Linked DNA regions of Homo sapiens: region 1 is linked to region 2. Evidence: chromatin loops called from intact Hi-C (ENCODE). Cell type or tissue: ovary. All regions are shown on one strand. Each heading gives the region's core, and the rest is flanking DNA. Links, peaks and the distances in the headings are about the cores only.

What was found. Hi-C counts contacts between places; a loop is a spot of excess contacts. Peaks named below come from ENCODE experiments on the same cell type or tissue, not always from the same donor. Only the 100,000 strongest peaks of a DNase experiment are listed, where the experiment ranks them.
Region 1: it touches region 2 in a loop (2.0-fold over the local background); 1 of 110 quality-filtered maps calls a loop at or near these places.

Annotation. Positions count from the first base shown.
Region 1 is chr19:369,857-375,220 of GRCh38, forward strand. It overlaps SPMAP2 (sperm microtubule associated protein 2), which reads right to left. Exons shown (of 8, transcript NM_016585.5): 2 at 4,443-4,565; 3 at 4,084-4,155; 4 at 3,614-3,675; 5 at 2,775-2,844; 6 at 1,349-1,466. Among named protein-coding and RNA genes, the nearest start is that of SPMAP2, 3.5 kb to the right of the region's middle. In ovary, for the core only: no CTCF peak of the experiment used is centred there; a DNase peak (open chromatin) is centred at 2,674.
Region 2 is chr19:312,082-317,445 of GRCh38, forward strand. MIER2 (MIER family member 2) reads right to left here. Exons shown (of 14, transcript NM_017550.3): 8 at 1,411-1,562; 9 at 110-191. Among named protein-coding and RNA genes, the nearest start is that of PLPP2, 23 kb to the left of the region's middle. In ovary, for the core only: no CTCF peak of the experiment used is centred there; no DNase peak of the experiment used is centred there.

The sequences.
Region 1 (5,364 bases), core at 247-5,246, 58 kb after region 2:
AAATCACAATAGTGGAATATCATCAGTTAAGGCTATTTTTACTTCTTTTGTGGATCTTCAGTTACTTCAGGCCATCTGGATGTATACGTGCAAGTCACAGGGGATGCGACGGCTTGGCTTGGGCTCAGAGGCCTGACAACAGGGACAGCCTGAGCTCCCACTTCCCACCCAAAGAATGCAAGATGGCCAGGATACGGCGCACCTGGGCTCCCACTCCCGGCCCAGACAATGCAAGATGGTGGCCAGGATGGGGAGCGCCTGAGCGCAATCCCCACACAGAGAATGCAAGACGGCGGCCAGGATGGGGAGAGCCTGAGCTCAATCCCGGCCCAGAGAATGCAAGACGGCGCCGTCACTTTGGACAACCATTGGTCAGTTTTTTAAAAGTTACATATACCCAGTAACTGAGAAATTCCAATTCTGGGTATTACCCTGGAGATATGGAAACTTACGCCTCCACAAAAAGCTGTATACAGATATTCACAGTTTTGTTTTTTTTTTTTGAGGCGGAGTCTCGCTCTGTCGCCCAGGCTGGAGGGCAGTGGCGCGATCTCGGCTCACTGCAAGCTCCGCCTCCCGGGTTCAAGCGATTCTCCTGCCTCAGCCTCCGGAGTAGTTGGGACTACAGGCGCCCGCCACCACCCCCGGCTAATTTTTTTTTTTTTTTGTATTTTTAGTAGAGACAGGGTTTCACCATGTTAGCCAGGATGGTCTCGATCTGCTGACCTCGTGATCCACCCGCCTCAGCCTTCCAAAGTGCTGGGATGACAGGCGTGAGCCACCGCGCCCGGCGTATTCACATCAGTTTTATCGTAACAGTCCTAAACTGGAAGCCACCCAAATACCCTTCAGTGGGTGCCTGGATCGGCAAATTCTGGAATTGAACCGGCGACGACAAGGAATAAACTACCGACGCACGCGAGAGTCTCAGATGCAGGGCGGGGGGCGGCAGAAGCCGGGTCAAGCCCGCAGGCTGCGGGGTTCAGACTTTCGGAAAAGCAAAAGGTACAGGGCGTAGAGCGAGGTCAGTGGTTGCCGGTGGCCAGGAGTCCGGCCTGAGCTGGGGCGAGAGATGAGCGCTTTCTGAACACCTGAGATAAGACTGTTCTAATTCCTGAGTGTGAGCTGGAAGCTTTGGGATCCACCCGGACTGAAGCGCAGGGAAGGATGACCCCTGGGCGGCTCTGAAGACAGTGAGAGATCAAAAGAAAGCTGCTCCCAGACAAAGGCAGCCGCCCTGTGCAGCTTCTCCTCCTCCCCTGACTCCCAAACGCAAAGCCTCTTTCACTCTCTGCCGGGTCCCAGCCCGCCTGGCGGGGGTGAGTCGCGGGGGGCACGGGGCACCCACCTCAGACATGGGCATGCTCCAGAAGTTATCACGAATCTTCGGGGCGGCCAGTTCCTTCAGGCGACTCGACGCTCTGTATTCCAGGGAGGACCGAGGAATGGGCCAGACAGGAGTCGTCCTGGGGGAGGTCCCCATTTTAGACCAGCAGCTCGGCCGGGGGTGGGGGTGTGTGTGTGTGTGTGTGTGTGTGTGTGTGTGTGTATGTGTCTGTCTGTCTTTCCCAGCTCCTCCATATGTGTCTGTCTGTCTTTCCCAGCTCCTCCTCTGTTTCTGGGGTTAAGAGAGCCTGGGAGAGTGGTGAGTTTTGAAAGCGTCTCCAAACAGGGATTCGTAAAGAATTTCTAAGAGTTCTCAAGTACAGAGCTACCATCTCCCAGGGTTGTCTCTGCTCAATGTGCAACGTCCACCCTCAGGTCCAGGCCTTCTCCATTCCCTTCTGGGACGGCAGCTCCTCCCAGGCCTTCTCTACACACCCCCATCATCAAGAGCCTGGCGTGAGCACTTGGACCCAAGGGATGAAAGTGTCTGTCCTGAGGTTGCAAAGCTGGGGAAAGCGAAGGACAGCTGAGCTCCCGGGGCTGTGCCTTCTGAAATCAGGTCTCAGCTATGCCTCTGCTCGGAAATAAAGCCGCATTTCATTGATTCTAAGGCAAGGTCTCCACATTGAACAGGTCTGAGGTTAGGATGCAGCTTACGAGTGCTGCCAGCCAGATGGCGGAAGTGTCCTGGCTACATCTGGCTGCATCTGTGTGTGCTGTTCACGTGATCTGCACTGCTGCTTCTACAGGAGTTAAGTTTAATTACAGTTTAAATTGTCTTCAGGTCACAGTATGATTTGGCGTTAAAAAGTGCACAGAGGCGTGAGGACAGTGTGTGCGACACCCACATCAACGTCTGTGTCAGAAGTGGTTCAAAACAGTTGGACACACTTCCGCTGTCTACTTCAGCTGTGCTTTCCTTCATACGCTGCATAAAAGATGGGTAATTATATGTTGTGTCTAAATAACTAAAGATCACTTTTAACAAGCACAGGGGCTGTAAGTGGTAAGAAAGAATTTTGTACATAAAATACTAATGTGTCTTAGAATTTCCACCTTTTTTGAGTAAACAAAATACAGTCACAATGGTGATAACATCTGAGCACGCACTGTGTCAGGCGCTGTGCAAATCCCCGTTCACGGGTGCCCTCCACCACCATTCCACAGCTGGCAATGCAGTTGCACGGGGCCAAGCAGCCTGCTGGGGATGTGGACTGGGAAGCAGCCTGCTGGGGATGTGGGCTGGGAAGCAGGCCAGCCCCGTCTGAACACCAGCTGTCTAGGGCTAGGACCTGGACCCTTTCCCACACAGCATCCTGTCAGGCGAGAATAAGGCATTTCTGCCAAACTCTGCCTTCTGAGTAGCCACCCAGCCCTCCTTCCCCCACCTGTTGTTGTTGTAATATTCCAGGTAGAATCTCTTGGGCCGAGACAGTTCCTCCACGCGGCGGGACACCGCTATGCAAAATGGGAAACGGAGTCAGTGAACCCCAGTGTCAACACCCTGCAGTTCCCAGGGGCTTCTGCATGCGGAATTCAGCTTTTCATGAGCTTGGGCAGGAGGCTGAATTGGAAGAACTGTGGGCAGAGACAACTGGGGGCCAGACACCCTGCAGAGAGAAGATTTGCTGTCCCTGATTTAGGGACAATGGGCTCAGAGGCTTGAAGGTCCTTTCTCGGACACCGGATGGGAGTGGCAGGGCTGGAACAGCAGCCCAGCACCGTGGCTCCTCAACGGGGCTCAATACAGATCCAGGGACCCACAGGCTGGGAAAATGGGTTTTGTTCTGAAGTTAGTACAAGCCTGGGGTTTCCAGGGGCCTAGTGATGACTGTAGGTCTAAAGTCAAGAACAGCACAGGAGAGAACTGGACTGTTATTCTCCTCTATGGGGAACTCTCGAAGTGTCTCATTTGAAGGTATCTATGATACCTCAATACCAAATTCCTCTCAAGAAAAGCATGGAAATCATTGTGGAAGGGAAAGCAAAGGGTCTTTTTGTAAATTCTTGCCCCGATTTGGCCCTATCCTAGAGAGTGTTCCCCATGCCCCTCACCCCCAGGACCAGTCTCAGCTCTAGCTCCTCAGGGGACAGACTCCAGTGGGGAGGACAGAGGCTCCGAGGAGATGGGGCAAGGGAGGCCAGAAGTATCTAGATGGGGCGGGGCAGGTTCCCTGGAGGCCGGCAGCCGGGGGCAGGGGTCTCAGCAGGCACGGGCTCCACCTACCGGGCACTGTGATGGTGAGGGTGGTGTCCTCAAGGAACCGCTCGGTCCAGTACACAGAGGGCCTGGAATAAGCGGACGGCTCAGGGCAAGGGAGGCAGAGAGCCCTGGCCCTGCCCGGAAACAAGCCTGGGTCTCTGCCAGGAGGGTGGCCGAGGTGGGGTGTGGAGTTGCTGGGAGAGGGGGTAGGCCAGAGAAGGACAGTGGGGGGGCCGGCGGGACGCGTGGATTATTGTGAGCAAGGCTGATGTCCAGAGAAGGAGGTAGCTGGGGGAGAAGCATAGCTAAGAAGAGGGCCCAGGGCCACCTCCTGGGAGCAGACCCAGGTCACAAGGGTGGAGAGCCCCACATCTGAGGAGCCCTCCCTGATCCTCCTCCCTGGAGAGAGGAGGGTGGCTGGAGTGAAGGGGTCCCCTGGAACCTGACACGTGTCCCCCAGCATAGGCACACGGCGGAGACAGCCCTGGACTTACCAGCAGAGACAGAAGTGCAAGCTCATCTTACATGGGGAGATCCAGGCATACCCCTTACCACAGCGTCCCTTCCTGCGAGGAGACAGGGTCCGAGCCCCACTGCCTCTTGCCCTGGGTCTCCCGTTTGCTCCCAAACTCCTCACTCTCCTTTGGCCACCGCCCAGAGGGCCACCGTTCCCTAGCCACTCCCAGTGTCTGGCCACCTCCTTAACTGGCCAACCCCACCTACCCTAAGTTTGCTGGATGTGGTGGCAGCTGGGGGAGGGGAGCCGAGCAGTGGGGACAGGAGGAGCCCGGGAAGGGTGCAGAGAAAGCCGCCCACGCTGCCCCTACGAGGCCGTGGTCTGGCGTGTCCTCACCTGTCTTTCAGGACTTGCCAGTTTATCTTGGGCTCTGCCAGCTCCATGAGCCTCCTCCGCCTCCTCCTCTTCCTTGCTTTGGTCATGGTGGTGCTGGGGAGCTTCTGGCTGATGGACAGCCGGCTTTGGGAGAATTCCACGTTGAAGTTGGAGCTGCTTTCCCGCCCCGATGCGTTTGGGAGCCCAGAGAAGCGTGGGTCTTGCTCAAGCGCCTTTTGTCTGCACTCACCCTGCCCACCCGCCTCTCCTTTCCCTCGAGGGGTCTCTGAGGGAGGACTTTGGCACCACGAAGGCCTGGACCAACCGCAGCTCCACTGCTCGCTGGATGGAAGACCCGTCCAGGTCACCTGTCTCCCCTGGTCCTCAGCTTCCTCCTCTGTGAATTGGAGGTGAGACCAGCTCCCACCTGGCGGGGCTGTTTTGGTGAGTACTAAGGTAGTGTTTACTCATCTCACAGACATCTGTCAAGTGCTTACTGTATGCCAGGCCCCAGAGGGGCAACCACCCTCTAAAGAGAGCGGCTCCTGCCTCCCAGAAAGCTCACAGACTGTGGGAGGGAAACAGGCAGCAGGTGAAGATGCCAAATGCCAGGATATCTGCCCTGTCCTTGCTTGATGCAGCTGCTGGCTCCCACGTTCTCCCCAGAATCCCCTCACACTCCTGCTGTTTTCTCTGCAGGTTGGCAGAGCCCCATGAGGGCAGGGCAGCCACTTTGTTCTTGGGCGGCAAACCTCCCTGGGCGGCACGGAAACCACGGTGAGAAGGGGGCAGGTCGGGCACGTGCAGGGACCACGCTGCAGGGAGGACGGGAGCCGAGTCCCAGAGGTATGTAGAGTGCGCGCCTTGCTGGGGACACTCCAGCAACTGCCCAAAATCAGCGCCCCCAGTGCTGATTGGCCGAAGCGTCAGTTCACCCAGAACG
Region 2 (5,364 bases), core at 285-5,284:
GCGGCGCCCAGGGCGGGGCCGCAGCGGAAGGAAGGCCCAGGCCGGGGAGAACGGTCAGCAGTGCCCAGGGCGGGGCCGCAGCGGAAGGAAGGCCCAGACCGCTGCTCACCTCGGATCACCTTCACGTTGAACCGCAGCCTTCGCAGGGCCTCCTCCACATTGAAGTTGCATTTCACCAACTCGTACAGCGCCTGGGGAGAGGACATGTTGGCTCTTCCATGGGCTCAGCGCAGGAGCCGACAGCAAGAACTGTCTATACCATCCAGCGAGTGGCATCAGGGGCCGTCCACACCACCCTCCTGGGCGATGTCAGAGCCACCTACACCTCTATCCAGGGAGTGACATCAGGGGCCGTCCACACCACCCTCCTGGGCGATGTCAGGGCCACCTACACCTCTATCCAGGGAGTGACATCAGGGGCCGTCCACACCACCCTCCTGGGCGATGTCAGGGCCACCTACACCTCTATCCAGGGAGTGACATCAGGGGCCGTCCACACCACCCTCCTGGGCGATGTCAGAGCCACCTACACCTCTATCCAGGGACTGGCATCAGGGGCCGTCCACACCACCCTCCTGGGCGATGTCAGGGCCACCTACACCTCTATCCAGGGAGTGACATCAGGGGCCGTCCACACCACCCTCCTGGGCGATGTCAGGGCCACCTACACCTCTATCCAGGGAGTGACATCAGGGGCCGTCCACACCACCCTCCTGGGCGATGTCAGGGCCACCTACACCTCTATCCAGGGAGTGACATCAGGGGCCGTCCACACCACCCTCCTGGGCAATGTCAGGGCCACCTACACCTCTATCCAGGGAGTGACATCAGGGGCCGTCCACACCACCCTCCTGGGCGATGTCAGGGCCACCTACACCTCTATCCAGGGAGTGACATCAGGGGCCGTCCACACCACCCTCCTGGGCGATGTCAGGGCCACCTACACCTCTATCCAGGGAGTGACATCAGGGGCCGTCCACACCACCCTCCTGGGCGATGTCAGGGCCACCTACACCTCTATCCAGGGACTGGCATCAGGGGCCGTCCACACCACCCTCCTGGGCGATGTCAGAGCCACCTACACCTCTATCCAGGGACTGGCATCAGGGGCCGTCCACACCATCCTCCTGGGCGATGTCAGGGCCACCTACACCTCTATCCAGGGAGTGACATCAGGGGTGTCTACATCCCCTTGCAGGATACCCGGAGGCGTCTACACCTCCTCCCTGATACGTGGTTTTAATTGGCCCCCCTTCTGACCTGAGTAGCTGTTCCAGTGCCCTGGCCCCCACACACCTGACCCCTGCCCTCCCCTCTGCCCTCCCTGGCCCCTGGAGGCACTGGGGTGTGAGCTCTGGCCCACGCCACGGCAGCCCTCAGCCCCTCTGTCCCCGGCATGGCAGCCCCCACCTGCTCACTGTCTTTCACGGCTTCTCCCTCTGGGAGCTGAGGCCCGGCCATCTCGTGCCAACGCCGCTTCACCGCCCTGTACAGGAACTCCTCCACCTCCCTCTCAGGGAGGACGCTGGGGTCCCAGAGCAGCTGGTCTTCGTTCTCGTAGACTGCACAAGCAGAGGGCAAAGGTCAGCTTGCAGGAACCCAATCTGCACCCACACACGCCAGGACAAGCAAAGCAGCCAACTCAGCCCCTGACAGGGAGGAGGCACTGTCCGTCCTCCCTTTCCCAAGCCCTGGGCCGCCATCCCTGTGCTCCTCCTGGGCTTGGTGCTGCTGTGCTCAATTCAACTACCGAGTGGGTCCAGAGCAGGCTCTGGGCACCACACACAGGCCTGTATCCCAACGACCAAGTGCAGGGAGCCATGAGCAGTCAGCAGGGGCGCCTGATCCAGCCAAGGGGTCAGAGGAAGCTGTGGACAGCCTAGATCTGGGGCAGGGGAATTCTAAGCAAGGACTCTGCAGAGGGGGTTCTAAGTAGTGAGACCAGTGAGGTGAGGCTGGCTTCAGGCTGCACAGCTACAAGGGCACCTGAAATGCAGAGGCCTGAGGGAGCAGCAAGGACGCCCCCGACTCTGCATAAAGGCAGCTGAGACTTGGGCCCGTGGACAAGCGGGAGCCCCCACAGTTAGGCACTGTCGCGCTCTAACCCTGGGAGCTGAAGAGCCACGGCCAGAAGGTGCATCACCTCTGGGGAGACATCCTGCCCCCGGTAGCTGGTGTGGATGGCAGATGTGCTCACAGAGGGGAGGAAAAGTCCACGACCTCAGATGCAATTGGCTTTCGGCAAAGGGAGGGACGCAGCCTCCAGCTGTGGTGAGGGACGTGACTGGGGACAAGGCAGGGGAGAGCTCAGGGCCAGGTCTGGCAAGGCTCAAGTGCCAGCACCTCTCAATTATCCAGGAAAGAGGCACAGGATCCCAAACAAAGCAAACCAACAAATAAAAAACAAAATCAGTGCACGGGAAGAAATGTGAAAAACGCACTGGGGAAAACAGCTCCACACGGGAGTCTCCACTGCCGGGGGCTGACGCGGTAACTAGCTCCCAGGTTGGTGCTGTGCCCCACCAAGCAGGGGCCTCTCCCGGTCCTCATGGCCATGAGGAAAACAGGCAGACACCACAGCCACCTTTCTCCATCTCCACAGGCGACACCTGAGCCCTGCTTGGACAGAGGTGGTCTCCAAGAAAACAGCAGACCATCTCTGGAGAAAAAGAACACCACATACAGCCTAGCATGTGAAGGGTGGGAAAACACGAGGGAAAAACATTAACCGGATGTGAGGGCTCATGTCTGTAATCCCAGCACTCTGGGAGGCTGAGGTGGGAGGATCGGTTGAGGCCAGAGTTTGAGACTCGCACACTCCATCTCTACAAAAAATTTCAAATGTAGTACAGGCACGTCTGTAGTCCCAGCTACGGTGGGATTGAGGCTAAGGTGGGACTGAGCCCAGGAGGTCGAGGTTGCAATGAGCCATGATTGCACCACTGCACTCCAGCCTGGGAAACAGAGCAAGACCCTGTCTCAGAATAAAACAAGAAAACAAGGCCAGGCGTGGTGGCTCACGCCTGTCATCCCAGCACTTTGGGAGGCTGAGGCGGGCGGGTCACCTGAGGTCAGGAGTTCGAGACCAGCCTGGCAAACATGGCGAAACCCCAGCTCTACTAAAAATACAAAAATTAGCCGGGCGTGGTCATGGGCGCCTGTAATCTCCGCTACTCGGGAGGCTGAGGGAGGAGAATCACTTGAACCCGGGAGGCAGAGGTTGCAGTGAGCCAAGATCGCGCCACTGCACTCCAGCCTGGGCGAGAAGAGCGAGACTCCGTCTCAAACAAACAAACAAAACAAGAACACATCAGACAACAAAGCAGGTCTACACACAGCCGATGTTAAGAGTCAGCACACGAAGACTTCAATCTAACGAGGATTAATACGTTAAGGAAATGGACAAAACGCCGGAGAGTCTCAGCAGAGACTTGAAATTTATAGAAAAGAATCTCAAGGACCTTCCAGGACTGGATAATACAATACCCGAATGGACCCACTGAACAGCTTTTTTACCAGCAGCCTGAACACAGCACAAAACACAATTAGTGGAATCAAAAGGAAACCAATGTTTACAAGACCAAAACCAAAGTGTAAAAGGAAAGAACACCGTTTAGGGTAGTACAAGACAGTGAGGCAACCTCTAAGATACGTGTAAATGAGTGACAGAGAAAGCAAAGAAGGAGGCAGCACAAAATCTGAAGAGGTAACAGCCAAGAATTCTTCAAAACTGACGACTGATACCAACCCACAGAGCCAGGAAACTCAGGACGAATACAAGGACACACGAAGACGTGTGCACAGGCACAGGAGAGCCAAACTGGTGAAAAACAAACAAATAAAGGAAAGGAAACAACTCTTAGGAGAGAAAAGGGCACAATGACTTCAGAAGAAAGAGTAAGACCGTCCTCTGACTTCTCAACAGAAACGATGACAGCCAAAACGCAATGGAGTGAAATTTTTCAAGTGTTGAAAGAAAACACCCTGCAAACCTGGAAAAACATGCCATGAAAATATGCTTTAAAGAATGAAAGCAAAAATCCAGGCTTTTCAGACAAAAAAATGCTGAAAGAAAGCACAAGGCCTATTACAAAGGAAGTTCTTCCGGCTGAAGGAAATGATTCCAAATGGAAGCTGGAGGAAATATGTGGATAGGATAAATACAAAGAATGTTCACTGTTTAAAACAACAATGTTATCATCTTGTGATATGTAGATTTTTTTTTTTTGGAGATGGAGTCTTGCTCTGTCCCCCAGGCTGGAGTGCAGTGGTGCGATCTTGGCTCACTGCAACCTCCATCTCCGGGGTTCAAGCGATTCTCCTGCCTCAGCCTCCCGAGTAGCTGGGACTACAGGTGCCCACCACGCCTGGCTAATTTTTGTATTTTTAGTAGACACAGGGTTTCACCATGTTGGCCAGGCTGGTCTCAAATTCCTGACCTCAGGCAATCTGCCTGCCTCGGCCTCCCAAAGTGCTCGGATTATAGGCATGAGCCACCACAGCCGGCTCATATGTAAAATTAACGATAGCACAAAAGGCAGGGGGCAGGTAAATTGAGTTAAACTGTTTCTTGCATTGTAGGGGAACTAGAATGTACTTATTTCAAGCTGTGAGGCCCGGTGTGGTGGCTCACTCCTGTAATGTCAGCACTTTGGGAGGCTGAGGTCACTGGAGGTCAGGAGTTCAAGACCAGCATAGCCAACACAGTGACACCTCATCCCTACTAAAAATACAAAAATTAGCTGGGGATGGTGGCGTGTGCCTGTAGTCCCACCTACTTGGGAGGCTGAGGCAGGAGAATCGCTTGAGCCCAGGAGGCGGAGGTTGCAATGAGCCGAGATCACACCACTGTACTCCAGCCTGGGCGACAGAACAAGACTCTATCTCAAAAAAAATGTAGACTGTGATAAGTCAATAATTCATGTTGTAACCTCTAAAGCGCTAAAACTAAAACTTATAAGCTGAAACAGAAGGACAAAATAAACCTATTAATCCAAAAGAAGATATAAAAAAATTAAAAAACAAACAACAGGCCAGGTCCAGTGGCTCACGCCTGTAATCCCAGCACTTTGGGAGGCCGACGTGGGCGGATCACGAGGTCAGGAGATCGAGACCATCCTGGCCAACATGGAGACAACCCATCTCTACTAAAAATACAAAATTAGGCCGGGCGCGGTGGCGGGCACCTGTAATCCCAGCACTTTGGGAGGCTGAGGCGGGCGGATCACGAGGTCAGGAGATCGAGACCACCCGGGCTAACACGGTGAAACCTCGTCTCTACTAAAAATACAAAACATTAGCCGGGAGTCATGGCGGGTGCCTGTAGTCCCAGCTACTCAGGAGGCTGAAGCAGGAGAATGGCGT